Linked DNA regions of Homo sapiens: regions 2, 3, 4, 5 and 6 are each linked to region 1. Evidence: chromatin loops called from intact Hi-C (ENCODE). Cell type or tissue: PC-3. All regions are shown on one strand. Each heading gives the region's core, and the rest is flanking DNA. Links, peaks and the distances in the headings are about the cores only.

Region 1 (5,187 bases), core at 361-4,360:
TTTCTTCCATGCCTTTTCATGGAAGTGCATTGACTCCATTGGCTCTCCTAATGCCAGCCTCTTTTCTGTCTTACTTTCTCCTCTTGCTTAGATTCTATGATCCACCATTACAATCCACAACCTTGCTTCTCCTTTCCTTCTATCATTCCCTCCTGGTTTCCAAAGAAAACTTTGAAGTTTTCCAGTTTAAAATGTTCTCTAACTTCTTTTTTTCCCCCTTTGGCAGTTTTTTTTTTAGAAAATTATTATTATACTTTAAGTTCTAGGGTACATGTGCACAACATGCAGGTTTGATACATAGGTACACATGTGCCATGTTGGTTTGCTGCACCCATTAACTCATCGTTTATGTTAGGTATTTCTTCTAATGCTATCCCTTCCCCAGTTCCGCACCCCACAACAGGCCCCGGTGTGTGATGTTCCCCACCATGTGTCCAAGTGATCTCATTGTTCAATTCCCACCTATGAGTGAGAACACATGGTGTTCGGTTTTCTGTCCTCGTGATAGTTTGCTGAGTATCGGGGGAATCTGCCCCCAATATTTCAATGTAGTTTCTTTCTATTTTCCATAAGTGTCAGCTGGCTGAGAAATAAAGAGAAAGAGTACAAAGAGAGGAATTTTATAGCTGGGTCCCTGGGGGTGACGTCACATATCGGTAGGACCGTGATGCCCAACTGAGCCTCAAACCAGCAAGTTTTTTATTAAGCGTTTCGAAAGGGGAGGGGGTGTAAGAACAGGGAGTAGATCACATGCTTCAAAGGGCAAAAAGCAGAACAAAGATCACAAGGCAAAAGGCAAAAGCAGAACTACTGATAAGGGTCTATGTTCAGCAGTGCACGTATTGTTTTAATAAACATCTTAAAGAACAGAAAAGAGGGTTCGAGAGCAGAGAACTGGTCTGACCACAAATTTACCAGGGCAGGGTTTTTCCCCACCCTAGTAAGCCTGAGGGTACTGAAGGAGACCAGGGCATATCTCAGTCCTTATCTCAACCACATAAGACAGACATTCCCAGAGCAGCCGTTTATAAACCTCCCCCCAGGAATGCATTCCTTTCCCAGGGTATTAATAATATTAATATTCCTTGCTAGGAAAAGAATTTAGTGATATCTTCCCTACTTGCATGTCCGTTTATAGGCTCTCTGCAAGAAGAAAAATATGGCTCTTTTTGCCCGACCCTGCAGGCAGTCAGACCTTATGGTTGTCTTCCTTTGTTCCCTAAAAATCGCTGTTATTCTGCTCTTTTTCAAAGTGTGCTGATTTCATATTGTTCAAACACACGTTTTACAATCGATTTGTACAGTTAACACAATTATCACAGTGGTCCTGAGGTGACGTACATCCTCAGCTTACAAAGATAACAAGATTAAGAGATTAAAGTAAGACAAGCATAAGAAATTATAAAAGTATTATTTGGGAACTGATAAATGTCCATGAAATCTTCACAACTTATGTTCCTCTGCCGCAGCTCCAGCCAGTCCCTCCATTCGGGGTCCCTGACTTCCCGCAGCAGCTGAGAATGATGGTTTCCAGCTTCTAACATTTCTTTCTTGATGTGTGAGCTATTTACAAGTTTGCTTCCTAATATCAAGCAAGGAAATTTCCTAGTAATCTTTTTATTAATGATTTTGAGTGTAATGCATTATCATCAAAGAACATTCCCTGATTTCAAGCCTTTTAAATATAGGGAAACTGGCTTTATGATCCACAATACTGTCAATTTTAACAGCGAAGATGAAGCTCTTTTTTTTTTAAGTGTTGAATAATGATCCATTCTGTGGATGTGCCACATCAGTAGAAGGACATCTTGGTTGCTTCCATTTTTGGCAAGCCATAGTCTTTTTGTAACCTAAGGAAATGATATCCCATAACTTTTGCAATATTCTCTTCATTTGAAGCAAGTCAATAAGTCCACCCCATGCTCAAAGGGGAGAGATTGTACAAGGGCATGGATACCAAGAGGGAAAGATTGTGGGGACAATTGTAGAGGCTGCCCACCCTACCAGGAAAGACAAATGTTTACAGTACCTTGACCACGCCCAAGCAGCCAGGCCAGTTAAAGAATGCCCTGTACAGAGTCCATACCTGTGAAAAAAGTATAGTATTTTTGTTTTAATGTCGCATAATTTACCAAAGTACTGAAAACTTTAAGCCACACTGCAGATGTACTTGGCCCTATTGAGAATAATCCTAAAGCAATGCATAGCACTTTAAAAATTGCTGCCAGCTCATTTTCCTTGAAAAACAGAATCTATTTCTAGTACATTTTCTTGGAGAGCTGCCCATCCTATTCAAGTTTTCAAAAAAGGGACCTTTCAATTAAATTGTCATTTGTTCCACTCCTGCCTGTGCTGCAGAGGAGAGCATGTTACAGAGAATACAATATGCAATAAGTAAAATAATTCCAAAAATATTACAAACATACATTACATCGCTGAGATGTATGTATGAATTCAGATCCTACGTTTTAATTCTTGTAGGGAAATTTTATATTATTTACCCTCAGCTGAAGTAAAAGAGTAAAATTCTTTTGCTTTCTTTCCTTCCCAAGTCGTATAATCCCTGTACTAGTCCAATATTTGGTGAAAAAGGTGTTTGTGAAGCTATATATTGGCAGGAACAATGGATCTACGTGCTAATTTACGACTTTTTACGACTGAATTCTTTAACTCTCTGAGAAGTGTGTCCAGATGCACATAGACCCTCTTTGCTTTGTGTCCTTAGATTATTACATCCAAACTAATTATATTCTCACGTTAAACAACAGAGTGATTGATGCAAACATGGTCTGTGATAGAAAACACTGGCACCATATGGCCACAAGAGGGAGTAAAGAGCCACAGAAACATTAGCGTCTTCAAGGCTAGGCTCTACCATTCCCGAGGAAATAGAGAACTTTTGTTGTTTCTATTTCCCCCACTCTCTTTTTCCTTCTAATAATTCAGAGACTTTCTTCTGACCAAAGGCAGAGCTAGTATCTACAGATCTCGCTGTTACGATGAGGCAAAGTTAGCCCGGAGCAGCTTCTTCTCCCGCTGCTGTCCTGGCTGACTTCCCCAAGGAACACTTTCCAATACCAAACTACCAGCAGTGGGCTCCTGTCTCCGTGCTGAGGGCACCCTCCGGTGCCTGTCTCTGCTCTCCGATTTGCCACCAGAGCCCAAATAGCTGGTTTATGGGAAGACTTGTTATGTTGAACGCTTCAATCGCTTCTTAAATTGATTTATCATGGCACTGAAGCAATTAGATGATATACAGACCAATGAATCCCTTGTAAAGGCTACAGTAAGCACTCAGTAAGAGGAGAAAAATCAGATTGAGAGCCTGGGGAAACATACTTTCCTAGGAATGACATAAATGGAAATCCCTCAATTACACTCCCCATCATTCCTGAGTCCTTGGCACCGGGCGGGGGGTAGGGGGTGGGGGGACGTTCTAAAACTCAGCCCCATAAATGGTGGCATGTTATATACCAAATTACCATACGGTTGTTTGGGGATTTGTTTTTTGTTGTTGCTATTAGTTCAGCTTGAACAAAGGAGTGATGAATAGAGCTGAGTAAGATATTTAGTCCCTCAGCAGAATTACTCAGAAGCTGCAGGCAGTATGTCAGGCAAAAAATACAGGGAGGAGTCAACACAATGGGAGATAAGTTATGACTGAGACAATAGAAATACAATTCCTTGAATCCTGGCTGTCGCTTATTCATGCACATGGATTCATCAGAACAGGTTGCCAAACTACAAGGGAAAAAACTGAAAATAAATTGCCAAATGTTTGCCACAGAGTTTATTTTCCTATTACATTTCTTTGATAAACTCTTCTCCAAAGGATTCAAAGAGTTGTGCTGAATGGAAATTTCTTTTAAACACTGCCAGAGATGAAGTGAAGTCTCACCTTGATGGTGGGAGAAAAGATGGGAGAAGGAAAAAACAATAACCAAGATGCCTTAAAGCAGAGAGGACTGGAGAAAGAGCAATGGCTAAATTCTTCAGTGTGCAAACATGCAGCTGGCTACAGGAAGGAGGGTGCAGCCAAGGCTCTTCACTACAGAGATCTTGAAAGCTTGGAGGAGCATATTGCAATTTTGGAGACTCATCACATTCCGCATCTTGGAATCCTCCAGCAGAGTTCAGATCCAGACTCCTCAAACCCGCCAGATGCCCCTCCCTAACACCCTTCTGCTCTTAACACTGGTCCCTCCTACACAATGCTTATTTATTATGGAGAAATCTGTGCCTCCAGCTCACCATAAACTTGTATTCCTGCCATGGTATATGTTCCTTCCCAGCTTGAGACCTGCTTGAATCAATATCATTTTACACCTGGGCCCCAAAGCTCAGGGACTTCTGAGAAGCAGGCCAGCCTTGTACTCTGGCTGAGAAGTCTCTGTGTCAAGAAGACTCATCTCAGAAGTCTCAGCAAAAGAGGAGGAAGTCCCGGTGGCCTGTCATTATCCATCTCTGATCCAATCACTGCAGTCAAGGGAATGTGAAGCTTTGATGGTCAAACATGGTCACATGCCACCCTTAGAGCTGGAAATCAGCTCCACTGGAACCCCCAGCCTTGAGAGTAGAAGCGTAGACTCCCTGAGAAGGTTGGAGGCTATTTTAAGTAGAGTAAGTGGATGCTGGGCTGTCAGGAAGCAAGACAAATCCACCTCAATCACTTTTCAGCCCTTCCCTCTCTGTAGTCTAGCACAGCCCAGGTGACTATGGAACCTTGTGTATTTGAATAGAGAGCAAATGGAGCTCTTGGTGTTGTGAAGTGTGGTGGCCCTGACTCTCAGCAATCATGTGCTGGTTGACCTGTGATAAGGATCATTAGTATTCATTTGCTCAGTACTGTTTCAGTCTCTGCCCATATCTTTCATTAATTTCTATAGTCACCAAGTCACATACACACAAATCTCAAGGAGACAAGCCAAGACAATGACAACATTTGATGACAACAACACAGATCTCAGATAATAACTGTTAAGGTGATAAGGGAAACTTCAGGAATCCCTGGGGTGATAGAAGATGTTTATTAGCACTGTCTTTAATTCATCGTAGTACAAGGCATGTTATCAATACAAAATTTACATGAAGTAAGTCATTTGTTTCAGGTGTTTACCTGAAACATATTGAGTTCCCTCTTTGAGCATTGCAATAAAGTAATTACCTTTTGCTCCCATCTGGTTCTTA
Region 2 (5,187 bases), core at 732-4,731, 97 kb after region 1:
CACAGTGGCTCATGTCTGTAATCTCAGCATTTTGGGAGACTGAAGCACGAGGTTCACTTGAGTCAAGGAGTTCAAGACCAGCCTGGGCAACATAGGGGAACCCCGTCTCTACAAAAATAAAAAATAAAAAAAATTAGCCAAGCATGATGGCACATGCATATAGTCCCAGCGACACAGGAAGCTGACGTGGGAGGATTGCTGGAGCCCAGGAGGTCAAGGCTGCAGTGAGCTGTGATCACATTACTGCACTCCAGACTCCAGCCTGGCTAACAGAGGGAGACCTGTCTCAAAAAGAAATCCATTCTAGAACAAAAGGCTGATATAGAGCACTAAAGGTACCACTTGAAATCCCCGTTTAAAGGGACAAACTGAAAAAAAAAAAGAAGTGTCAATCAATCACCTGCAAAAGATCAATGAATTCAGAGCATTTCAAGAGCTGTGACTACTTTGATCAGTTTTGGGGAAGAAAACAGTTTGACTATAATTAATGTTTGACTATAATTAATTAATATAATTAATCAAGGTGGTAAGTCAATTAAATTCACCACCTTGATTAAAGACTAAATTTGACAACTGCATACAAGAAAAAAACACAACTTATTTATGACGAAGATCTTTTATGTGTCCCACACTCTGGAAAAGTGGATGTGTCCAAAGGAAATAAAGATCATGATATCAACTATATAAGGTAGGGCTGGGTGCAGGAGCTCACGCCTGTAATCCCAGCACTTTGGGAGCCAAGGCGGGCAGATTACTTGAGGTCAGGAGTTCAAGACCAGCCTGGCCAACATGGTGAAACCCCCGTCTCTACGAAAATTAAAAAATTAGCCAGCATGGTGGCCTATGCCTATAATCCCAGCTACTTGGGAGGCTGACGCAGGAGAATCATTTGAACCTGGGAGGTGGAGGTTGCAGTGAGCCGAAATCGCGCCACTGCACTCCAGCCTGGGCAAGAGAGTGAGACTCCATCTCAAATAATAATAATAATAATTATTATTATTATTATCATATAAGGTAAATATTTGATGATAAATATAGGTCAATATAACCTGCTATGAAAGCATCCTGAATATCTCAAAATTAAAGAAAACTGATTTTGATACAATTAAAAAATGCCTTTCTTAGCCTCCCCTTATCTAATCAAAAGGAAGAAAGAATAAAAAGTCTCTACAGCACATAGAATCAGATTTCTTATATAATTTCTTATATAATCACTTTCAAATGGTTCATTCTGTAATTTTAGAAAACTTTATATCAGGCCAAACAATTTAAAAGCATATTTAAAAATTATTTATTTTGGCTAATTTCTATTGGTTTAATGTTCTTAACTTGGGTCTTCTTCCAAGCCATTCAAGTACAATAAATTTATGGACTACAGGAAGAAGTCCTACCCAAGAAATCGGAACCAGGAGGTGCACCAGCCACAAGGACAGGCCTCCATGATGGCAGACGCAGAAGAGGCTCAAAGGGCAGAGGCAAAACTACTTCCTTTTTATTATCTTGCCGGGTGGCTAAAAATGTAAAGTTCTACATGCTATTATTTCCTCACAACAGGCATATACATTGCTCTGGCATTTCTTCAGCCTGATTTTTCTAGAACATTGTTTCTCAGCCTTGGTTCTACTGATATTTTGGCCCACATAATTGTTATGGGGAGCTTTTGGGTGCATTGTGGGATGCTTTGAAGCATCTCTGTCTTCTACCCACTAGATACCAGCAGCAAACCCCTCCCAGTTTGCTAAAATTGTCTTTGGATATTACCAAATGTCTCTTGCGGGCAGGGCAAAACTGCCCCCAGTTGAGAGCCATGTTCTCGAGCACTGGTTCTTAAATTGGCTACATGTTGGAAGCATCTGAGGAGGTTTTAAAAATACTGATACCTGAGTCTCACCCTCAGAGATTTTGACTTAATTAGTCTGGAGTAGGCCTGAGGCACCTGGATTTTTGAAAGAGATTCTAATGTGCAGCCAAGTGTGAGAATCTCTGCCTTAGAGTTTATCAATACCATCAAGTAAGTCATTTAATCAATTTAACCCAACTCAAAAATGCATTGTATCTCTCCACACTAGGGTCTTCTTTATCTTGGTACCAGAATCAACATGATTAGGGGACATAGAAAGAAGTGGAGAAGGCCAGGTGTGACGGCTCACGCCTGTAATCCTAGCACTTTGGGAGGTCGAGATGCGAGGATCACTTGAACCCAGGGGTTCGAAAAGAGCCTAGGCAACATGGCGAAACCGTTTCTTACAAAAAATATGAAACTTAGCTGGGCATGGTGACACATACCTGTGGTTCCAGCTACTCAGGAGACTGAGGTGGGAGGATCGCTTGAGCCCAGGAGTTAGAGGCTGCAGTGAGCTATGATCTCACCACTGCACTTCAGCCTGGGTGACACAGGAAGATCCTGTCTCAAAAAAAAAAAAAAAAAAGTGGAAGAACTAGAAAAAGGTCAACTGTAGTTCTAATCTGCAAAGTTCTTTACCCTTTTAGGTGAACAGGAACTAGTGCATAAAAATTTATTTCAGCTTTAACATTGCAACTAAAAACACTCCAGTTTTGGAGATTTAGAAAATAAGCCTCACAGGTAGGAAGACAGAATTACTTCCTCACATGGTAAAATGCCAGCTCTACAATGAAGAAACTCTGGAGCTGCCATCTCTTTAATGGGCACCATTAAACCAGCCTCAGAGAAATGCCAAGTTCATTTAAAATAATAAACAAATCTGTGTGTGTGAAGACACCCAGAGGACCCACACAGGAACTGCAATCAAGACTTCTGTGTGTGTGGGTGGTGGAGGTGGGGTTCATCTTCAGATAGACGACACTACCAGGAACCTGTCAGGAGCTGACAGCAAAGCTTGATTCCTGTAAAAAAGCTCCAAGGTCATGAACAGCCCACATGCTTCCCTCCTGTCCATTACACCTCGGGGTCTTCTGCCAGCTTCCTCAGTGTGTTCAACAACACTGGGCCTGACTCCAACTTCTGCAGACAGTGGCACAGCACTGCCCCTGAAAGGCACTGTTCCCCTGGGAGCTAGACTGTGGCTACAGTATTCTCATCAAATGTGTGCCAATCTACTGGTTATGCCAACACACATTGTCTGTTGTTTTTTTGATAAGAAAAAAGTAAGGAGACACACACATGCATACACACATAATAAGGATTCTTCTCCCATTTCAGGAATAAGAATTATCAGTAACTTATGGCCAGGTGAGATGGCTAATACCTGTAATCCCAGCACTTTGGGAGGCCAAGATAGGTGGATCATTTGAGGTCAGGGGTTCAAGACCAGCCTGGCCAACATGGTGAAACCCTGTCCCTACTAAAAATACAAAAAATAAGCTGGGCCTGGTGGCGGGCACCTGTAGTCCCAGCTACTCAGGAGGCTGAAGCAGGAGAATGGTGAGAACCCCGGAGGCGGAGCTTGTAGTGAGCTGAGATCGCACCACTGCACTCCAGCCTGGGCAACAAAGAGAGACTCCATCTCGAAAAACAAAACACAAAACAAAACAAAACAAAAAACCACACACACACAAAAATTAGCCGGGCGTAGTGGTGAGTGCCTGTGATCCCAGCTACTGGGGAGGCTGAAGCAGCAGAACTGCTTGAACCCGGGAGGTGGAGGCTGCAGTAAGCCGAAATCATGCCACTGCACTCCAGCCTAGGTGACAGAAAATAATGAAAAAAAATAAATAATTGGTAACTTGTAGTAAGTGGTTAGGATGAGTACAGTACTTTACTATGCGCCATACATGCTTTAATCTTACTAACTCCTGACAGCACTGAAAAGCAGGTCCTATTAATGTCCTCATTTTATAGATAAAGTAATTGAGGCTTATGCAGTCTTAAGAAATTTATCCAAGGCAAAGCCAGGACCTGGACCTATTTCTCTCTGGCTCCAAAGCTGATGCTTTTAACCACTACACAGTACTGTCTCTCTGGTTCTCAAAAACAAAAAAACAAATCCCAATCAGTGATATGAACTCAACTCTACCACCTGTGAGTGTTTCAAGTTCTTACTGATTTGGGTTGGACAAGGTTAGAAGAAAAGTTTGTGGATATGGAGAGGATGCATGATACACAAATTTTGTTCCAGACTCCATCAACAAGACCACAGGGCACCGTGTATGTCTTTGAATCTGTCTGTTTTTGTGTGTGTGTGCATGTGTATATGACAGAGAGAGGAAACATTTCACAGAACATATGAACATATCCGGGAAAACCTGGTCTTACCACTAGTTTGTAAGTTCCAAGAGGACAGGGACTATTTCTATCAGCATTTATTCAGTCAGCAACTAATACTGAGTGCTTACCACTGGCCAGACCCTGTCCCATGTGCTGGAGATTCACAAATGAACAAAACAGACGACAGACATGGTTTTTTTGTTTGTTTGTTTGTTTGTTTGTTTGTTTGTTTTTAGAGACAGCATCTCGCTATATTGCCTAGGCTAGATGCGAATTCCTGGGCTCAAGTAATCCTCCTGCCTCAGCCACCCAAGTAGCTGGGATTGTAATGCCAGGCATGTGTCATGACACAGGTCATTCTTAACCAGTAATTATGCTGCCTCTACTAGATTTTATGCTAGTTGCATTTACTCTGTCTATAGCAAGGAAAACTAACTTAATTTTGTTTGTCCCTTTAACCTCAAAACCCACACATGAATGCCTAGTGAATAATAAGCACTTTAATATTTGCTGAATAAATGAATTGGTCAGCAGCATACACTTTAGCACTTAATTCAAAAGCTAAGTGAGATGCAAAATGTTTCATGTGCTTGAGCCTTGTTGCTCCAGCTAGTGTATAAACTTCTTAAGCACAAGGATCACATTATGTTTATATGTACCAAATAAAAGCATTCCATCTTAAGGCTGCTTCACAACATACCAGTCCCAGAATTTAAAATAAGCACACATAATTTGTACTTCCATGAAATTATTAAAGGTACTGACAATTCTATTAATAAACATCATTTGTTAAAAAGGAGGCTATCATATTTTGGCAAGTACTAAACTTTAGCAAATGCATATCTTCCCTGTTGTAGGGCATCTTTAAAATAAAAGAAAATGTCAAAGCCCGTGCCTATTATGAGACCCTTAGGAACAGTATAACATCTCTGGATTTGGGGGTTTGGCAGCTCTGGCAATGGTGGTCTCAAGAAAGTGAAAGCAAAACCTACTCCCCTTCC
Region 3 (5,187 bases), core at 720-4,719, 240 kb after region 1:
AACTGACAGTTCACCAACGGACAGGTCACTGAAGAATATGCTACCACATATTCTAGTTACCTTAAAAACAATTTGAAGAGAGTGAAACTAGAGGAAAGAGAAAGAGAAAGGATATAAGGTATAAAAGGCAGTAACTGAAAGGCAGTGGAGTCAGGCATTTGTTTTAAGGAAGAGAAGACTCTAAACATGGCATGGCAAGGGCCATAACATTAGGCAGAACTGAGGATGAAGGAGAAACTTCAGCTAGGTAAGAAAGCAAACCAGACTAGAATATTAAAAGACCAGGTTCTTCATCTGATTGTGAAGTATGCCAGTCATTTTGTAGATAAAAATGGAGAATGACAGATCAAATCTAATTGCTAATTTTTCCTTCAAATGTCAATAAAACGTAGTATGAATTAAAAGATATTATATAATTGAAGATGACAAAAACTATATATGGGAGCTTGCAAAAATGATCACAGTATTTTGCAGCTTCTGCAAGAGAGAGTTGGACGTACTTCTCCACTCACTGAATCTGAGCTGGGCTTGACTTGTTCGACCAAGAGGACCCAACAGAAGTGAAGTGTGAGTTCCGAATCTACACCTCAAAAAGCCTTGCAAATTCTATTCTTGCTGCTCTTGAACCCCTGAAACTACCATTTGAAAAAAATCTAGGTGTGACTGGGCCATGGGGTGCACAGACATTTGACCAAACATTATTCTGGGTGTCTGTGAAATGTTTTCAGATGAGACAAACATTTGAATCAGACTGATTAAAGCAGATTGTGCTCTGTAATGTGAGTAGACTCAACTGGCAAGACCTGAACAGAACAAAAAGGCTGAGTAACTCGCATCTAACTGCACTGAGCTGGGTCATTGCTTTTCCTGTCTTCAGACTTGAACTAAAACATCAGCTCTTTTTGGGTCTTCAGCCTGCTGACTTTCTGACCTGAACTTAAATTATAGCTCTCCTGGTTCTCAGGCCTTCTGATTTGGACCGGAACTACACCATCAGCTCTCCTGGGTGTCCAACTTGCCAACTGCAGATCTTGGGACTTTTCAGCCTCCAAAACCACATAAAACAATTCCTTATAATAAATCTCTCTCTCATTATATATATATATATATATATACACACACACATATATATATATACACACACATATATATATACACACATATATATATATACACACACACATATATATATACACACACACACACACACACACACACATACATCCTACTGATTCTGTTTCTTTGGTGAATCCAGACAAATATATTAGGCTTGCCTGCTGGAGGATGAGATACATATGACCCAGATTCTCCTGTCAGTGCTGTCAACATGCGCCAACCACCAGAAATGTAAATGATGCCTTCTTAGATCATCTAGAACCTGACTAACCCACCAGTTGACCAAAGATGAATGAGAGAGTCCAGACATTAGTATAGCTGGCCCAAACCAAAGAACTAATGAACCAACTCACAGAATTATAAGCAAAATAAATGATGGCTTTTTAAGCCACTAATGTTTCAGGACAGTTTTTTTTTTTTTTTTGGCGGGGGGTGGGCGCGGAGTTTTGCTCTTGTTGCCCAGGTTGGAGTGTAATGGTGCGATCTTGGCTCACCGCAACCTCTGCCTCCTGGGTTCAAGTGATTCTCCTGCCTCAGCCTCCCAAACACCTGAGATTATAGGCATGTGCCACTACGCCTGGCTAATTTTTTGTATTTTTAGTAGAGACAAGGTTTCTCCATGTTGGTCAGGCTGGTCTTGAATTCCTGGCCTCAGGTGATCTGCCTGCCTCGACCTCCCAAAATGCTGGGATTAGAGGCGTGAACCACCACACTGGCCTCAGGACAGTTCTTAAGCAGCAAAAGGTAACTGATACACCACAGGTATGCTATAATTAGTTTTAAATATGAAATATAGTTTGGCTAAAATGAGCACAATCTGAAAGAAATTAAATTCCAAACTGTATAATAAGCACTATGGGCATTTATACTACAGAGCAGTACAGAAAAATAAGTAGTGAAATTTAATTACAAGGATTAAGGTAACTAAAGAGGGTAAAATTGTAGGACAGTCCACCATCAGGAAAACAGAAAATCGAATTGGTGTGATACAACCTGTGAGGTGGATGAGAGCTACATGATAGACTATTAAAAAAAAACAAAAACCACTAGGGATATATGAAAATGGTCAAAGTCAGTTATACTTCAAAGGATTTCAATATGTCTGAAAAGTAAAGATAAAATATGACATTAACAGCAGATAAAGTAATGATGAATAGGATGCTTTGGTTGATTAGACAATTAACTATAACAATATAATTAGTTGCATGCATTAGAATCACACAAGGAACTTCTTTAAAAATATACATTCCTGGGACATACTCTCACAAACTGATTGAATAAGTTTGGAGTGAACTTGAGAATCCAGACTTTTAACAAGCACTGCAGCTGATTCTGTTGTAGCTGGTTCACAAAGTACTGCCTATCCTAGAAGGATGACAGGGGCAAATAGTTCACATTATCCTTAAAATGTGGATTTCTTTAGTATTAACAAGGGAAAACTTCGTTTACATATTAGTGCCTTTACATTAAAATATTAAGTTTCTATATTTAAAAAACAATGAGCTTTTTGGTTAAATGTACTACTAAAGGACTCATACGTACCTATTTTTCTTAAAGCAGCTAGACTAAATAACTAGGCATTGTGATAAAAAATTCAAGAACTCTACCGGGTGTAAGTAACATGAGTAAGATAAGCCAGTCTACAACCAGAAGATTTCTTTAATAGGAATCAACATAAACTTGGCAATGTAACAATTGCTATGCTTAGTCTGATGTTTAAAATTACTTAAAAAAAAGCCTTAATATTTATCTTGTAGTTTTATCATTGTACAGATGAAGTAAAAGCTTGAAACCAAGCATACTTACTTTATTGCTTTGGATATCAGGGTGGGGTGGTGAATCAAAGTTTATTATGGCATGGAGAATATCATGTGTCAGATTACTAAGGTGCAATAATGGATTGGCAACTACTGTTTTGGCATTGGCTGTACAAGCAAAGAGGAGAGGCACTGAGGTTTGCTCTGACAGAGGGCTAGAAAATAGTGGTTCTGATGTTTCCTTAAAAACAAAGAGGGATAAAAGGTTAACCAACTATTTACAGTTACAAACCATTACTTCAGTAAATCAAGGGCTCTTTAAAACACTTCAAAACAATTAAAAAATAAAAGCATAATAGAAACTTAGAGTTAGAAGGGATGTGAAGAAGTCAGCATTTCAATAATCATATTTAAAAATAAGACATTTAGGGGCACAGAGAGGGAAAAAAAAAATAAGACAATATCCTCTTGCAATAAGAAGTCTGTCACCCTACAAAGGCATTCAGACAACACTTTGGAGTGTGAATTAAGCAGGTCATAAGGCCTGATACTGAATCGTCTGTAACTACTATAAATACACAACTCTATAATTCATAATATGAAGGACCACACAAAAGGGAGCTTTCCCTAAAGCAACCGTAATAAAGAAAATCAAGTCTTAGTATTCAAAACCAAAAAAGAAACACCAAAAACAGTTTTAGACATGTACCATTTTTGACTATCAAGTAAATTACATACCTGCTGAGATTCTTGCAAAAGCAAAATCAATTCCATTCTTACAGATGCAAGACCCCCACCATGGGATCCATGAAGTATGCAGTAACTAAGAAACATTCTCAAAAGTGACTGATACTTCAAGAGCCACTGTCTTTTTTCCTGAAAATTTTCTCTCAGTTGTTTCACTTTTGTTTGGTGAGGCAAATCTTCAGCATCCTCATTTAATCCAAATTCATCTTCATTTCTGCCAAATGCAGACTGTAGTTCTTCAGCATCTGAGCAAAAGTCACAAGTCCTCTGAAGAGCTATCACCTCTTTTTCAAGCCAGTGGTATAGTTGGTAACGCAATTTTCCACCATCTATTTCATAGCCAGTAGATAAAGTACGAAGTTCTACTGTGAGAATCTTTAAACATGCTCTAAATTTTAACTGAACTGCAATTATATCTTCTGATGGATTTAAAAGGTCATTTTCATCTAGTGTGCTGAAAGATTCTGTGTAGTTAGAACTTATGTCATCCAACTTTTTATCTGTTTTTCTCTGTAAAGGTTTTAGTTCTTTCATTGAAATAGGGACATCCTCATTTTCTTCATCATTATCACTGTCCCATTTTAACTCTAAAGAGTCATCCTGAAACACAACACTTGGTTGGCTCCAGTCAAAAGAAAGAGTGGAGTTTGATTGCTTCTCTGAGGAACCCTCTGAAGAAGATCCAAAACCATTTATCAGTGACTGTGACCAATCAACAGCAGAAGACTTATCTTCCCTTGCATCCAACTTTAATGGAGAAGAAGGAGAACAGTCTTTACTAGTATCCAGAAAACTAGAAGCCCTATAAAAAGGTCTTGTTTTCTTGATGACTTTAGGCATCTTTGATAATACTTCCAAAGCCAACATTGGGCAGCCAGCTTTTAAATGAGCACTGGCAGTGGTAAAAAATAAACGTCTTTCACTTAAATTAATTGTTCCTGCCAGTCCACTTTTTCCTGTTAGGCTCATATGTGTGGAAAATGTATCAGATGATCCAAAATGACGTCTCAGCAAAAGAGGATGTGTTCTTAGATAATTGTAGAAATTAAAAACTGTAGGATTACTGGCTGATAAAACTTGATCTGAAAGTAAATTCATTTTATGAGCCAAGAAAAGTTATGAACTGTGTGTTTCTATTGTAGTGTCTTTTCTCTATCTACTATGACACCTTTATCTAAAGAGTCTTTTGACAAAATTTTACTAATAGGCCACAATGATCCATGGCACTGAAGAGACAACAACACATTTATAATGAACATGTTCTAACAAAGTAGGAAAACAAAGATTATGATGCTTTCCCATTGAAACAAGTCTCTTCAGGTAATATTCTAGGATAATTTAAAACGTCCAGTTATAGACTCTTAGTTCTTTTTCTCCTACTTCCCTGAACACTTCTCCTCAGTCTGCTTTGCTAGTCCTCCTCATCTTCTCTACCTTTGAACACTGAGAGTCTCCTAGGGTTCAACTGCTGACTTATTTTCTATCTATATTCCCTGAGTTGAATTCATATAGTCCCCATGACTTTCAATAACATCTACACACTGATAACTTGGACATCATCTCTATC
Region 4 (5,187 bases), core at 445-4,444, 330 kb before region 1:
TTGCGTATAACAGATACATATCAGTTAGCTGTTCCCACAGTAATGCTGCAAAACATAGACATGAAATCTCAGTAGCATAAAACAAAGTCATGTATGTCTCAGGAATCTACAGGTTAGCATGAGAGGTTTGGTTCTGCTAAACTCAACTGAACTCACACATCATTGATTCTTTTGACAGCCAACTAGTCTAGACTGGGCTTGGCAAATGGTGCTGATTCAAGTTGTGGTTCCAGCTGGACTTTGATACTCACTGATGTTTGAGCAATTCAATAGGTATTCATTCTAGGGTGCAGGATAAAGGAACAGAAGGTATCAAGGAGGTAACAGCAAAAGCATGAGAAGGCAGGCAGAAATGCAATGCCTTCTAAGGTCTAAACTAAAAACTGACACACTCCCACTTCCACTCACATTCCATTAGACAAAGCAAGTTATGGCTAAGCCCAAAGTCAAGGTACGAGGAAGAACACATTGCAACTGTGGGAAGGACTGCAAAGCCACAAGGCAAAAGGTTTGGATGTAAGGGGAGGTTAAGAATAGAGGCCAGTATTCCTATTTACCACTGATACTAAATCTAGCTCTGTCAACCAAAAATAAAATTATTGGAAAAATATTGAGGACTCTCAGCATTGATGAAAACTTAAGGATCAGGCTTAGAAAATATATATCTGAAAAACCAAGAAGCCAGAAGCACACAAACATTTTTAGCAGTATTAACCTGCCAGGATATTTCCACCACAGGATTTTCAACATCACTGCCACTTCTGTGAAGGAAACGCTATCATCCTTTCTTTTGTTTACTCATTCAAGATTTAAAATCCTCGGCAGGAGCATCCAATCAACTCAGGCTGGGTTATGTCTAGGCAGTATTATCAGGATCAGAGAAAAAGAGGACCTAGCCCTTTGCATTTTCATATTGAGAAGTGGACACTGACCCCATCAAGATAACATCTAATTAGGGATTCTCCTAAGATATAAGTGGTCTTAGATGCCAGAGAGACAAAGACACAATGTTCAATGGCTACACGGAACTGGAATGAAATAGGAATTCGGTGAATGAAGGAAGGACTTTCAACTATAACACGAAAACATCCCTCATTAAGGGAAGTATTTCCTGTTCACCAACAGGAGGGGGAATCTTTTTTTTTTTTTTGAGACGGAGTCTTGCTCTGTTTCCCAGGCTGGAGTGCCGGGGCGCGATCTCAGCTCACTGCAAGCTCCGCCTCCCGGGTTCACGGCATTCTCCTGCCTCGGCCTCCCGAGTACCTGGGACTACAGGCGCCCGCCATCACGCCCGCCTAATTTTTTATATTTTTAGTAGAGACGGGGTTTCACCGTGTTAGCCAGGATGGTCTCGATCTCCTGACCTCGTGATCCACCCGCCTCGGCCTCCCAAAGTGCTGGGATTACAGGCGTGAGCCACTGCGCCCGGCCAGGAGGGGGAACCTTTAGATCATTCATTATAAATCCTCTGAGGCCTAGCCAGCACCTACTGGCAATACACATTTGAACAACAGTTTCTTTGGGATTATGGAGGAAAAAGTCTGTTAGCCTTACAAATGTTTTTATAATAGTTTTATGCTGCTGAATAGACTTAAGGAAATCAAATATGTTTCCAATTTTGCACTCAGCATTTAAATAATCCGATGTACAAGCAAGAGATATATGGTTACCTCATGTTTAAACATACTCAGGAAAAACCACTGGGCATTGAAATGTACTGCCTCAAATGAATTTTTATGCTGAGAGATCTACACTAACGTGATAGGTCTTCAATTCTACTCGTGGCTTTAGGAAATCTATAAATTCAAATCACTATTATGCTTAAATAATGCAATTGCACTCAAGGGACATAGACTGTAATATCGGATTAGGTCATGAGATTAATGGATTTGGAGGGTCTCTTTTTTTTCCTCCATAATTCATTTTTGTACTAAATATTTATAGTAAATCAAGTCTGTGTCACAAAATAGCCATTTGGGTTAGTGAACAGAAGTGGAACAGGAGCAGAAAGGAAAGTTAGAAAAGGGAAGGGAGGAGCGAGAGTTGGCAAGGGAAGGGGGTAAGAAGGAGGCAAAGGGAAGAAAAAAAACGCCTCCTGTCCATCACCTCTCACTACTCTCAGGCATGGTGATTCTCTGTGTTTTCATTCCTTACTTAGGCCAAGCATGTCTTCTTAAGCAATTTTCCACTCAACCAGTTGGGGTCACTGTTGTCAGGTAAAACAGTATGGCCCTCATTAATCACACCCACAATTGATGCCCAGATTCCTGTAATCCCAAACCTACTCTTTTTTTAATCTATTTTTTTCTTCCTCTTCTTCTTTCTCCTCCTTTTCCTCCTCCTCCTCCTTTCTTCTTCTTCTTCTTCTTCCTCTTCTTCTTCATCTTCTTCTTCTTTTCTCCTTCTTCTCCTTCTTCTTCCTTTTCTTCCTCTTTCTTCAAAGAAAGGATATCCTTTATTTTAAAAGGCATAGCAAAAATAGACTTATCAAGATGTCCACTCAGATAAACTAATAAGAGTGAAGAGAAAGAAATGCAAAGGTGGGGTACTGCCATTTAGAATATGATATTGCATCTAAACAACCCTCTGGGCAGTGGTTTGGTCCCTATTAGTGTCCTCTTATAGATGGACTGTCCCCACACCAGTTCTTTGGTCTTTAAGTTGTTCCCAACCATATTAAGCAGAGGTCACTTCATTTCTTTCCAAATTCTTCTACTAGATAAAGTGTGCTGGGATGAAAAGAGTGAACCACTATTTTCTTGACTGAAAATGATAATAGACTCAGGCATTTCAAGACACATAATGGAGATGGCCCAACAATGCCCCAAAAGGTGATATCATAGAATAAGAAGAATGAATGCAATGAACTAATTCTGTTTAGTTGTGTAATCTAATGAAGTCATGCCACAGTTTGGAGCCTTCAGCAGTAAAATAAACGGCTTTCAAATTGAGGCTATTTTTAAGTTTCTCCATTAAATATAAGTATTTTTTTGAACATATACTTTTAAATAGGCTACCTAGTTCTAACTGGATATAAAATGAAAGTAAGGAGAATAACTGAAATGTCCACCCTTTATGCTCAATAAACTACAGTAATTAAATTGGGTGAGTGGGTCCTTCTCTTAAAAAAAACTTTCTATTAAAAATGATGTGTCCTTTCCTCATCTAATGCAATCCAAAGACTCCAAATAACTAGAACATGGACATTCTTTATTTATTCTTGACAGAAACTGGGCACATAGGGTTTGAAATCATTATACTTCTGGCCTAGACAACTCACCAACAAATTATGGTTTCAATGGTTACTACCAACAATGGGTTTTAGTCCTCAATTTTGCTAGTGATAAAAAAAACCTGATGCTAAAAAAAAGGGCTTTTTCTTTTCTTTAATTCCAGAGAAGTATTGGATAGATATAAACTTCATTACTTTCTTATTGTTTTCAACAGTCATATGCCACATAATGACATTTTGGTCAATGACAAACTGCATATAAAATAGCGGTCCCATAAAATTACAATGGTGCTGAAAAACTAGTATAGCTTAGTGATGTCATAGCCATGTGGTGATGCTGGTGTAAACAAACCTGCTGAACTGCCAGTCATATAAAAATGTAGCACATACAACTATGTGTGGTACATAAAGGTTATTACAAAAGGGTCAAATAGTTTTTTAAATGTTAAGTTTATAAAGTAAAAAGTTTCCAGTAAGCTAAGGTTAATTTATCATTGAAGAAAGAAAAACACTTTTTAACGAATTTAGTCTCGCCTAAGTGTAAAGTGTTTATAAAGTCTACAGTAGTGGACAGTAATGTCCTAGGCCTTCACACTCACTCACTGACTCACCCAGAGCAACTTCCAGTCCTACAGCTTCCTCAAAACGTAACCCTATCATTAAACAATGCATGACTGTATTTAGAGCGTCCAAAAGAATCTTTGTCATCATGGTATTCCTTAATTTACTCCAATAAATGTTCCTACAAGACTCAGATGTACTCAATTATTTGCATGCTTTACCTCTACTATTTAAATTCCTGCCAAATTCCAAATTAATTTTATTCAGCATTATTTCCTATAGTCAAGCAGTAAAAGAATATTGTCTAAATGCTAATCTGCTGTTTATTCATTTTCCTTGTACAGCTTCAGTCCCCCAGAGTTTGACAGTTCAATAAATCCTTAAAAGAGATTGTAATGCTGCCTTGCTATATATTGTTTTCTCCAAGAAAATAAATTAAGAAACTTTCCCACCTGTCACCCTTTAAAAATGAGAAAGAAGTGTATCTTTCTGCCTATAGAAAACAGGCTTTGAATATGGAATTAATTACAAGAATCTGGAATAAAAAATAGTCCCTGGCTAACAGAAAATGATTTCAATAGATTCTGGCAAAAGCTTTTCTATAATTTGTTTCCTTCAGAACAATCTGATCAGCCTCATTCTCATAGGATGCTAAAGCAGAGAATCCCATATGTGCTTATGCAATATGCAAAAGGTCTTTGGATTTTTTCTGCAGCTTTAACTACAGCCCTTGGGTTTGCCTGTCATTGAAGACAATCTGTGCACAGTTGATTGAAAATGCAATTCATTATATGACTCTTCTTAATGTCACAAATTGAGAAGAGTGGTTAAACTTTGAGTCATGATTGGGGGAAAGAAGACTTAATATGCAGGAGCTAATTAATATGAAAACAGCTAATGAATTAAGAGTTATACACAGTTGACAGGCTAAAATAGAGCAGGTTATGTAGAACTCAATTCAATCCTGTTATTCTCCTCATGCCCTCATCACCAAATACCCACACTGGGCAGGTAAAGGCTGTGTGGTGCACAATTGCCTGTGCTTTAAGGTTTATTCCACTAAGTAATCTACTCCCTTCACACATACCAGGTTTACTTTACAACTGCCTGAATTCATAAAAGCCTCACCATTGCCTCAGGTTGCCAGATGTTCACAAAGCATGGTCAGTTGTTTTTGTTTTTTTGTTTTGTTTTGTTGAGACAGCGTTTCATTCTTATTGCCCAGGTTGGAGTGCAATGGCGTGATCTCGGCTCACTGCAACCTCCACCTCCTGGGTTCAAGCGATTCTGCTGCCTCAGCCTCCCGAGTAGCTGGGATTACAGGAGGCTGCCATCCCGCCTAGCTAATTTTTTTTTTATATTTTTAGTAGAGACAGGGTTTCACCATGTTGGCC
Region 5 (5,187 bases), core at 502-4,501, 77 kb after region 1:
GTGTGGTGAGGAGCTCAGGGGCACATGTGGTGAAGGGGAGGAACATTATTCAGCAGTTAGCAGGAGAGGGGCAAATCAGCGGAAAGCCCTGGCCTATTAAGGTCTGGCCAGATTTTTGTCTTAGAATGTGCTCAAAGTCCACCTGCGGCTCCGCAGACAGCAAACTGCATTTCTGCACTTCTACTTGGCAGTCTTACAGCTGAGATGCTGAATTCCAACAGAAAGATTTTCTGGAAGCTGGGGAAATCAGTTAGGGTGTTAATGAGGCTTTCTTTGGTGGCAACTTTAACTGAGCACTCTCATTCTCCATCTCCCACATGCAGCAAATGCTGTAATGCTCCAGTTTAGATGGTAAACAGGAACTGGAGAAATGCTTCTTGTCAAGCTTTCTTACGGCCTACTGCTCACGGCAGCCCCGCATTAATATCTGCATTTCTGCATGTACTTTGTTGTCCTATTAGCCTTGGCATTTTTTATTTTATTTTTTTTTCTGGCTGCTAACTTCCAAGCACATGACCCTGAGTTTTGATAACGAAATTACCTCCAGCAAGCACTCATTCTTAGCTTCTCATCAAATCCAGCTCAGATAGCTCCCTGAGGAGCACCACTCTCCTAAAAATAGAAACCAAAAGACCACAGAGGTCTATGCCCTCAGGTTCTAGTGACAGGCAATTTTACTGAAAGGAGAAATGATACCAAAGGAAGCAAATCAATGCTAACCCTAATGGCTCAAGCTGGTGGGATGTCAAGCTCATTTATAGACAACATATACAAATAAACATGAAATCACCTTGGTTGGCAAAAAAGAAATAGTGCTATACAAACAAATGCAAGTGCAAGATATGATGATGAGGTAAATCTCATATAGTCTAGAATGGGAGCTCTGCTATAACAGGAAGGGAAAGAATGAGGCAAGAGAATTCAGGATGAGTTCTCTCCACAAGCAAATATTTCATGTCACTTTGTCCACTGGATACAGGCTAGGAGACAATTAAACAGGAGACAATGCCGATGACAGCACAAAGTCATTTTCTTCTATACTTAGCACTGGCCAGACTTTCATCATAAAGTGATATTAGAGGATTTGGCCTGTGTCCAGAGGACAATGGTCATAAGATCTAAAGGAGATAGAAGGGGAAAAAAAGGCTTGAGCTTTTTCAAAGTAAAACAAGAAGACAATGAGTATTGGGCCAAAATGGTCCATGTTAAGCTGTACTTGGTGGCGAGTTCACATTCTCTCCTCAACTAGTAATCCTGTTTTCAAATTCATTTTAAATAACATTTAATATTCAGTCTTACCAACTTTCAGGGTGAGGGGGTGATACTGAGAATGGGGTGATCAAACTTCTTAGGACTGTAGAAATTTTATATTTATTATATCCAAATAGCTTAAAAATGAATGCAAATAAGAAATAGGGGAGGCTTTATGAGACTGTAGGTTCTTGTGCTTCACAGCTAATGGGCAGAATACCATTGGGAAAACCTGAAGGATTTATCTCCATAGCAAAACAAAGCAAGGCAATATTCAGCAGAGTATTTCTCTGAAATAAGAAGTATAAGAAGTCTAAGGCTTTCTGTGTTTGTTATGAGGCCTCTATAGGTAGACAGAGACACAGCAGGGGAATATCTAAGATGAACCAGGTTGAAACACAGGTGCTGGAGGAGCCCACAGCACTTTTCTTCCTCTCAGACCACTGTACTTGGAAGTCTACAGCTGCATGTGGTTATGTATCCCCCAGGGCAGGCAGGGTGGCCGGAAGAGTGCCAGAGGCAGGAGGCAGGTTTTCATCCCAGCTCTCACACCATGAGGCTGGATGATCAGGGACACCTGCCTTGATTTCTTTGGCCTACGTTGCATTTGTAAATGAGAAGATTGGACTAAATCAAATGGCTTCTCATCTCATGCCCAGTACAAGTCAAATTCATTATAACTGTCCACAAGGTCCCACCATCTAGCCCCTCACCACCTCTCTGACTCATCTCTCCCCCTCCCTTAAGCCTCTGTACTGTTTCTGGAACACATCAGCCCATTCTCACCTCAGGGCCTTTGCAGCCGCTTGCCCTCTGTTTGGAAAGTTCTTCCCCCAGGATATCCACATCTGGCTTCCTCACACTTCTCAGGTGAGTCTAATATCAATCACATTCTCAGTGAGGATTCACTCACAATTGCAACCACAATTACCCACCTCCACCCCCTCACCCCCTGCAACAATCCCTATTTCCCTCTTCAGCTTGAAAATATCTTTTTCTACTTAGCACTCGGTTCTCCACTTATTATATATTTTACTTATTTATTTTGTTGATGTTTATTGCCCACACCTAGAATATCAGCTCTCCAAGAGCAGGGATTTCTATCTGCTTTGTTCACTGCCTTAGTACCTGGAAGGTGCCTGGGACATAATTCAAGAAGTATTTGCTGAATAGATATGTCCATGGATGGCTGGAAGGGAGGGCAGAAGGATTACAGACCTTTACAATGTCTTTGGTCTGGGGTCTGTGGGGTGTGGTGCTTATGGTCAGAGGGCTCTCTCTGCCATTGGGATGGACTCTGTAACCACATGACAAAAACAAGCCAGCCCAGGTGAAACATAAAGGGCCCAGAGCGAGATGCGGTATGCTTTCACTCCACTGCAGAACCTCCCAAGCACTGCTTCCTGCTCGCTCCATACCTTAAGCTGATGGACATTTACACCCAGCATTCTCAGCAGTCATGCCATGGACTCCAGACACTGTCTATGAGAAATTCCTTAAATTAATGTGATTTGGGGAGAGCACTCACCTCCTCTCTCTCGTTCATTTAAAATTCCTAGGCAAAAGAGAAGTACGTTTCCCTATTGCCAGGATATCACACTAGAGTTTATCCTGAATTGGGAAAAGGTGGTGATGCTCCCACAGGCAATTCAGCCAGTTCCACTAGATGGCAACATGGTCAGGATGTGCTGATATCCAAGAGTGAAATTTACCAGGAACAGAGTAGACAAGCTCCTACGCGCCACTCTGCCACTACGGTTCTCAGCTTGGCACGCACAACCTTGCCTCCCCTTCACTTCTAGCCTGGCTATTTTCAACCACGAATTTACAGTTCGTTCTCAAATGGTTCATGCTTACCCTTGAATGCTTATGACTTAATCACTCCAGCCTTGGAAGCTTTATGTACACGTCTTTCTGCCAAAGTACGCTACCTACCCTCCCTTTGGAACTCTACCCAAAACTCACTTCTTCCACAAAATCCTCCCAAGCAAAGCTGGCTCTGATCTCAACTCTATATATGCAATGACATACAGTCACAGACACATAACCATTTTTTTTGAGACGGAGTCTCACTCTGTCACCAGGCTGGAGTGCAGTGGTGCGATTCTCGGCTCACTGAAATCTCCACCTCCCAGGTTCAAGCAATTCTCCTGCCTCAGACTCCCAGGTATACACACACACACACACACACACACACACACACACACGAAAGGATCACATGCACAGCTCTAGGCATCTAGTAGACGAATGTACATTTACTATAAATGATATGCAGGTGACCACATTCCATACAAGAGAAGTCAGGACTCTATGAAATAATATTTATTGGCTGCCAAGGGTTCAATAATGGACCAAAAGATTAGCTATACCAACACCCACCTATGTCTTCCAAATTCTAGTTTTTCCCTAGTATTAAATTTAAGCTCCAAAAAATCTGTTGAGCAGAACAATTTTAAGTAAACCTAAGCAAATATTATATATCAACTTGAACAAAAGTGTATAAATACCAATATAACTTTAAGGGCTATTTAAAACACTCTATTCTAATCCTTGATAACTTTTTCAATTTACTTTAAAAATAAAATTAAGTCTACTTGTGGGAGCATTAAGTATGGCTAAAAACAAACCTAAGGTGTTATTTTAAAAGTACAAAATGCTTTATATGTAAGGTAAACCGTTTTTTTTTTTTTTTGGTTGTTAGAGAAAATGGCAACAGCAATATTCAAACAATTATCCAATAAGAGAATAGAAATAAACAGCCTTGTGTTTACGGGTTGCCCCACGGTGTTACCACTGCTACCAGACCACTGGGAACCAGAGGTGTCCTACAGTTAATAAACGCATGGAAAATGTAAAAGAGAAACTCTGAGTGAAAAAGCCATCCAATCTTTTCAGAGTCCCATCTCTGAAACATTTCAAATCTTTATCTGTTTACAAATGAAACTGTCTACATGCAAACTTTAAATGTCATTTTTCCACCCACAATACTCATACCTCTCCCTGCTTAACACTGGTTCCCCACACCCAGAGCCATAGCAAAACAAAACAAAACAGTGATTTGTTGAACACAGTAGCTCTAAAGCCACGACCAAACATTATTTCCTTGAAGACAGCAATACTATGTTAGTCATCTGAACATTTTACCAGATTTCAACAAAGACATTATATCTAAACATATTCTGAAGGCCGTTTTAACTCACCTAGTTTCAGCATTTTCTCCCCGTGTGCAATCAGAAGGACAACTTCACAGTATCTTGGTAGAGTCATACAGACTTGAGGAATGCATGCAACCACCCTGTTGACGTGTACACTATGGAACCTGCATCACCCTCGGGGAGACTCAGTCCTTCTCAAGAATAATTCAAAATAATTTATACTATTCTTTTGAAAAATCTACCATAAGCTTACCACATAAATGCACAGAAGGCACTGGTCAACTACAGTCACTTTGAAAGTTGTCTTGCTTGTTATTCTGGGAGCTAGGTTTCGTCACTTGTAGTGGAATGCATTAGGTAGCCTTTAATTGTGAGTCCAGAGAGGTCTCCACATTCACAACAGGGATGGACTGGTTGCTGCCTGCACTTGCTCCCTGTAAACTACAACTACATAGAAATGCAAGATTACCTGTGACAAGCAAACAGGAGTATATTCAAAATCAAGCAGAAACAGGAAGTCTAACGTTTCAACATGCTAGAAAATAGAAACAGATACTTAGAAAAAAAAAAAAACTAAAAAAAAGGGAGAGGCCCCATTCACAGATGCCTGAAAAAAAGAAAATAAAAAAAACACCTCATTCCTACCTGTATAAACATGAACGTCTATTAATAATACGTATTGCTCAGAGGTGTTTCTGTTCTCAGGAGAACTAAGAATAGAGTTTGGACAATGTTGCTACTTAAAATCATCAGCCTTTTGCTTTGGAAGAGTATATAAGGT
Region 6 (5,187 bases), core at 803-4,802, 390 kb after region 1:
GACAAAGATCTAATATCCAGAGTCTAAAAGGAACTTAAACAAATTTACAAGAAAAAAACAAACAATTCCATCAAAAAGTGGGCAAAGGATATGAACAGACACTTTTCAAAAGAAGACACTGTTGGTGGGAGTGTAAATTAGTTCAACCATTGTGGAAGACAGTGTGGCAATTCCTCAAAGATCTAGAACCAGAAATACCATTTGACTCAGCAATACCATTACTGAGTATATACCCAAAGGATTATAAATCATTCTACTATAAAGACACATGCACACATATGTTTATTGTAGCACTGTTCACAATAGCAAAGACTTAGAACCAACCCAAATGCCCATCAATGATAGACTGGATAAAGAAAATGGGGCACATATACACCATGGAATACTATGCAGCCATAAAAAAGAATGAGTTCATGTCCTTTGCAGGGACATGGATGAAGCTGGAAACCATCATCCTCAGCAGACTAACACAGGAACAGAAAACCAAACACCACATGTTCTCACTCATAAGTGGGAGTTGAACAATGAGAACACATGGACACAGGGAGGGGAATATCACACACCGGGGCCTGTCAGGGGGTGAGGGGAAAGGGGAGGGAGACCATTAGGAAAAATACCTAATGTATGGGGGGCTTAAAACCTAGATGACAGGTTGATAGGTGCCGCAAACCACCATGGCACATGTATACCTATGTAACAAACTTGCACGTTTAGCTCATGTATCCCAGAACTTAAAGTAAAAATAAAGTAAGCAAATAAATAAATAAGACAATTGAGTGATTCCTTTGTTAATCTCTGAGGTACCCTTTTCCTCCCAGTTCTTCCTTTTCATGTCCCTAGCCGTGTCTGGGGTGTTATGATTGAATCATTCTCTTGGAACCATTTCCTTGTTTGACACTCACCTGCCATTTGAACAACTGAAATCTAAAGTCATGTGAAACAACCTCAAATTTGCTATAGCTATTGGATTTGGCTGTTGTCCCTCACTTATGAAGGAATAGCTTTATAGCTCCTACCTGGATTCTGAGATAACGAAACCTGGATTCAAGTCCTGGCTCTGTCACTATTTTTGATGAATGATTAAAGACTTCTTGACACTAGAAGTTCTCTCTAGGTTGTTTGGATGAACTAGCTGAAGCTGGGGCCTCCTCTCCTTTTGCCAGTGAAAGTGGCTATGTCTGAAACAACTTGTCTTGGTAACTGTTGCTCCTTTTCTCCCAGTGGGCAGAGCTGTGACCAAAATCAACTTTCCATAGGAACTAATAAGCAGTGTTGCCAGATGACTGGCACCCAAATTCAGACCATTTAGTGTCCCAGACCAGACTTTATGTCCCTTGTTCATAATTCCACTTTCATCTTGCCCTATAAAGGGGAGAGGAACAGGGGTGGATTCCTCTCTTTAAGCACAGCCCTGTTATGCATCCAGCTGCACCCTGGCCCTACTTAGCTCACCTCTTTGCAAGATGCCCAGAGAATGGGGTAACCCTTCTGCCTGTGGCATACACACCCAGTGATACTGCAGATGTTTGCAAGAGCCCTTGGCTGTCAGCATGATGTTTTACTTTTGTGACCTTTAGTTTCCTCATCTGTGAAAATGGAAAACACAATACAGTCTTCCCTCATATCAGGGGAAGGATTGGTTCCAGGACTCCTTTAGATGCCAAAAGCCACTGATGCTTAAGTCCCTCATATAAAATGGCATAGTATTTGCATATAACCTATGCACATCTTCCTGTATACTTTAAATCATCTCTAGGTTACTTATAATCCATAATACAATGTAAATGCTATGTAAATAGTTGTTCTATATATATATTTTAACATTTGTATTATTTTTCATTTTAAAAACTATTTTTGATCTATGTTTGGTTGACTCTGTGGATGTGAAACTTATAGATAAGGAGGGCCAACTGTACCTCACAGGATTGTTTTCAAAGTTAAATTTATCTATTCCTCATGTGAAGTACTGTTGAGTTACCTCTTATGTAAAAGTTTGCTGCACAGATTAAAATAAATCACCTTTGAGAGAGTTGTGGTGTTATCAAAAGAGCATGGACTTGTGAGTCACATATTTGGCTTCACATACGTTCCAACTTTGTTGCTTTGAGCCCCTGTGACCTTTAGTAAGGTGTGAGCATTAAATGAAATGATATCTATAAAAGGATCAAGTACACATGTGTACATGCTCAATAAATTGTTAACTTGCTTTCCTGCTCCCCTGCCTTTCCTCCTCCCTTCCTCTTTTTTTTTTTTTTTTTTTCCCAGAGATGGGGTCTTACTTTGTGACCCAGCCTGGAGTGCAGTGGTATGATCATAGCTCACTGTAACCTTGAACTCCTGGGAACTCAGGAGCTCAAGGAATCATCCTTCCTCAGCCTCCTGAGTAGATGGGACCACACGTGTGCTCCACCATGCCTGGCTAATTAAAAAAATTCTTTTTGTAGAGTTACAGTCTTGCTTTGTTGCCCTGGCTGGTCTCGAATTCCTGGCTCCAAGCAATCCTCCCACTAGACCTCCCAAAGTGCTGGGATTATAGTTGTGAGCCACCATGCCTGGCCCCTCCCTTCCTCTTTACTTACACGCATGCTTGCTTGGTTGTTTCTTATTCTATTCTTACTTCTCCTTCAACGTTCTCCCTATCTGGACTCTTTCCTCCTCCAACTTTTCCCCTAACTGATATGCTATGTTTTCTCAAACTCAACAAATTCTCAATATGCAGTAGAGAATAAAGGATTGAATCCTTTATTCAATCCTTTAGTGAATGTGGGCCTGGGGCTGGGCGCATTTTCTGGACCTACTACATATGGAAAGGTTGGGCAATGAACATCCATCCTTGTGATAGTTGCTTAAAGTCATCAATAAGTGCAGTAATGCTTACTTCAGTAGCCATCAGATTTGTATGTTTCTGCAAATCTGGGCTGTTCTTTGCTTCCCTCTTCTGGTGAGTTTCTTTCTTTTTTTTTAGATTTCTTCAGAGAACAGCTATAATTTGGAGGGATGTAGTAAACAAGTCAGTAAGTCTAGAGTAGCATCCAATATCTTATCATCTTCCTAGCTCAATTTCTTGCAACTGAGGCAGTATTGTTATTTCACACAATGGACTTGCTGACATCAACGGAGCCAGAAAGACTAGGCAAAATTGAGACTTAGAATTAGACATTCTGTTGAGTTACTAGATAAGCAGAGCCCAGCTGAGATGGTAAGTTCTGTAGGGATAGTGGAGGGACTCTCTCCCTAAGGATCTAACTCAAATGACTTCATGTTCCAAGCAAGTAAGTAAACCAGTAAAGGGGCAGATATACAGTAGGGAGTACTGGAGGCTATGGCAAACTGGGGAACATATGTCTGGCCTAAGGACATTCAAATGTAAACATTTCAAACATTGAATGTGCCAAACCAAATATGTTAGCGGGCTAAATTTGCCCTATGCACCATCAGTTTGCAACCTCCTCAAGACTTACAGAACTTGGTCTCTAGGGAAAACAGCAACAGGTAGTAGTGGTGAGCCAGAAAAGCGGTTCCTAGCAGGAAGGTTCACACAGGTGTAACAGGATAACCTGAGCATGAGTGTTGTTATGGCATGCAATATGGGAGAAGTAAGCCGTTAGTTAACAGGGTCCCAGTTCCACAGATGAGAGTGGCAGGAGGCAGGGCTCAGTGAAGGGCTCTAAGTCCTCTGTGGTGGCAGAGGGAACAAGACAATTTCCAACCAGGAAGGCCTAGGTTATGAATATGGTAATTGTTATGGGAAATCAGAACAAGGATGCAACAAATGGCAAGATCACATATCACTTATTACTGAATCACTTGCAAATTGAATGTAAATCCCTTACAATATTTTTATTGCTTCTTAAAAACTGAGTTTTAAAATAGTTTATTATAGAACATTTAGAAAATACAAAAAAGCATAATAAAAAAATAACTTTTTGGCTGTCCTACCTGAGGAAAGGCAGCACTGTTTCCAAAGCTTGAAGCCAGGCAGGGAATCAAGAACTTCTGTCTTGGGAAGAGGACTTTGGAGTATGGGGACAGGAAACTGGACTAGGAGCCAGAAATGGGCTGGACAGCCTTTATGAATTATCTATAGCAGAGCTGATTTCAGACTATTTAAGATTATTTATCATAATTTTTTATTTGAAAATATTGTAATTAGGATGGCTGGCACGGTGGCTCATGCCTGTGATCGCAGCACTTTGGGAGGCCCAGGCAGGTGGTTCATCTGAGGTTAGGAGTTTGATACCAGCCTGGCCAACATGATGAAATTCCTGTCTCTACTAAAAATACAAAAATTAGCCGGGCATGGTGGTGGGGCCTGTAATCCCAGCTACTCAGGAGGCTGAGGCGGGAGAAGCACTTGAACCCGGGAGGTGGAGGTTGCAGTGAGCCGATCACACCACTGTACTCCAGCCTGGGTGACAGAGCAAGGCTCCTTCAAAAAAAAAAAAAAAAGAAGAAAGAAAATAAACATTGTAGTTAGGAGCCAGAATGTAAAACTTAGCTCTTATCTAGTCAGATCTTTAGTATTCATAATATACCTTCATCTTTTTAAGGAGGTATGAACTATCAGGATGTCAAATATTCATATCTTACCAAAATGCATGTCCTTAATTTCTCTTTCGGGGTTATGGACTATTCTGGATTATATACACTACTGATCTTCCACATTATGGATTATACTGTTTTAGAATAATTCTGGTTTAACTGAATATATGTATAGCGGAGTATGAATCTTTTCAATCTTCAATTATTAGTCTGTTTTATGTAATAGTTGTGGGTCACTGTGTGTGTTTTTAGTATAGGAGTAACTTTTTTTTTTTTTTAAGAGACAGAGTCTTGTTCTGTCGTGCATGCTGGCGTACAGTGCCACAATCACAGCTCACCGCAGCTTCCAACTTCTGGACTCACATGATCCTTCTGCCTCAGACTTCCAAGTACTTGGGACTACAGTCACGAATCACCACAGCCAGCTTGGAGTGACTTTCTAAGGGTAAATAACGAGTCAATTGAGACTGTAATTATATGACTTGGGGCAAAATTAACTGTGGTCAGCTGACTTGTTACCGTATTTAATTTTAATTTTGGAGCTTGTATTCAAAAGCTATTATATGAATATAAGAATAAATGATTTTTTTAACAAAAAAGAGTATTTTAGAAGAGAAACATGATATCTAGAAGAGAAACATTTCA

What was found. Peaks named below come from ENCODE experiments on the same cell type or tissue, not always from the same donor. Only the 100,000 strongest peaks of a DNase experiment are listed, where the experiment ranks them.
Region 2: a loop joins it to region 1, with 6 times the contacts of the local background. A loop is called at or near these places in 44 of 110 quality-filtered maps.
Region 3: it touches region 1 in a loop (4-fold over the local background); 3 of 110 quality-filtered maps call a loop at or near these places.
Region 4: it touches region 1 in a loop (7-fold over the local background); 3 of 110 quality-filtered maps call a loop at or near these places.
Region 5: it touches region 1 in a loop (5-fold over the local background); 34 of 110 quality-filtered maps call a loop at or near these places.
Region 6: a loop joins it to region 1, with 12 times the contacts of the local background. A loop is called at or near these places in 33 of 110 quality-filtered maps.

What each region holds. Positions count from the first base shown.
Region 1 is chr5:119,409,871-119,415,057 of GRCh38, reverse strand. No RefSeq gene overlaps it. Among named protein-coding and RNA genes, the nearest start is that of HSD17B4, 40 kb to the left of the region's middle. RefSeq lists a silencer at 2,710-3,004 and enhancers at 2,961-3,090, 4,477-4,746. In PC-3, for the core only: a CTCF peak has its summit at 2,833 (motif pointing right); DNase peaks (open chromatin) are centred at 2,827 and 3,607; H3K4me3 peaks cover 1,130 bases; H3K27ac peaks cover 1,339 bases.
Region 2 is chr5:119,313,402-119,318,588 of GRCh38, reverse strand. It overlaps a transcript of TNFAIP8 not described here. Among named protein-coding and RNA genes, the nearest start is that of TNFAIP8, 40 kb to the left of the region's middle. RefSeq lists an enhancer at 9-268. In PC-3, for the core only: a CTCF peak has its summit at 2,736; no DNase peak of the experiment used is centred there.
Region 3 is chr5:119,169,705-119,174,891 of GRCh38, reverse strand. DMXL1 (Dmx like 1) reads right to left here. Exons shown (of 44, transcript NM_001290321.3): 24 at 3,612-4,702; 25 at 2,923-3,114. Among named protein-coding and RNA genes, the nearest start is that of MIR5706, 18 kb to the right of the region's middle. In PC-3, for the core only: no CTCF peak of the experiment used is centred there; no DNase peak of the experiment used is centred there.
Region 4 is chr5:119,741,184-119,746,370 of GRCh38, reverse strand. No RefSeq gene overlaps it. Among named protein-coding and RNA genes, the nearest start is that of FAM170A, 110 kb to the right of the region's middle. In PC-3, for the core only: a CTCF peak has its summit at 2,191 (motif pointing right); a DNase peak (open chromatin) is centred at 2,180.
Region 5 is chr5:119,332,896-119,338,082 of GRCh38, reverse strand. It overlaps a transcript of TNFAIP8 not described here. Among named protein-coding and RNA genes, the nearest start is that of TNFAIP8, 21 kb to the left of the region's middle. RefSeq lists enhancers at 3,197-3,256, 4,634-4,683. In PC-3, for the core only: a CTCF peak has its summit at 2,921 (motif pointing right); a DNase peak (open chromatin) is centred at 2,932.
Region 6 is chr5:119,019,877-119,025,063 of GRCh38, reverse strand. DMXL1-DT (DMXL1 divergent transcript) reads left to right here. Exons shown (of 3, transcript NR_134250.1): 2 at 4,824-4,987. Among named protein-coding and RNA genes, the nearest start is that of DTWD2, 34 kb to the right of the region's middle. In PC-3, for the core only: CTCF peaks have their summits at 2,738 and 2,941 (motif pointing left); no DNase peak of the experiment used is centred there.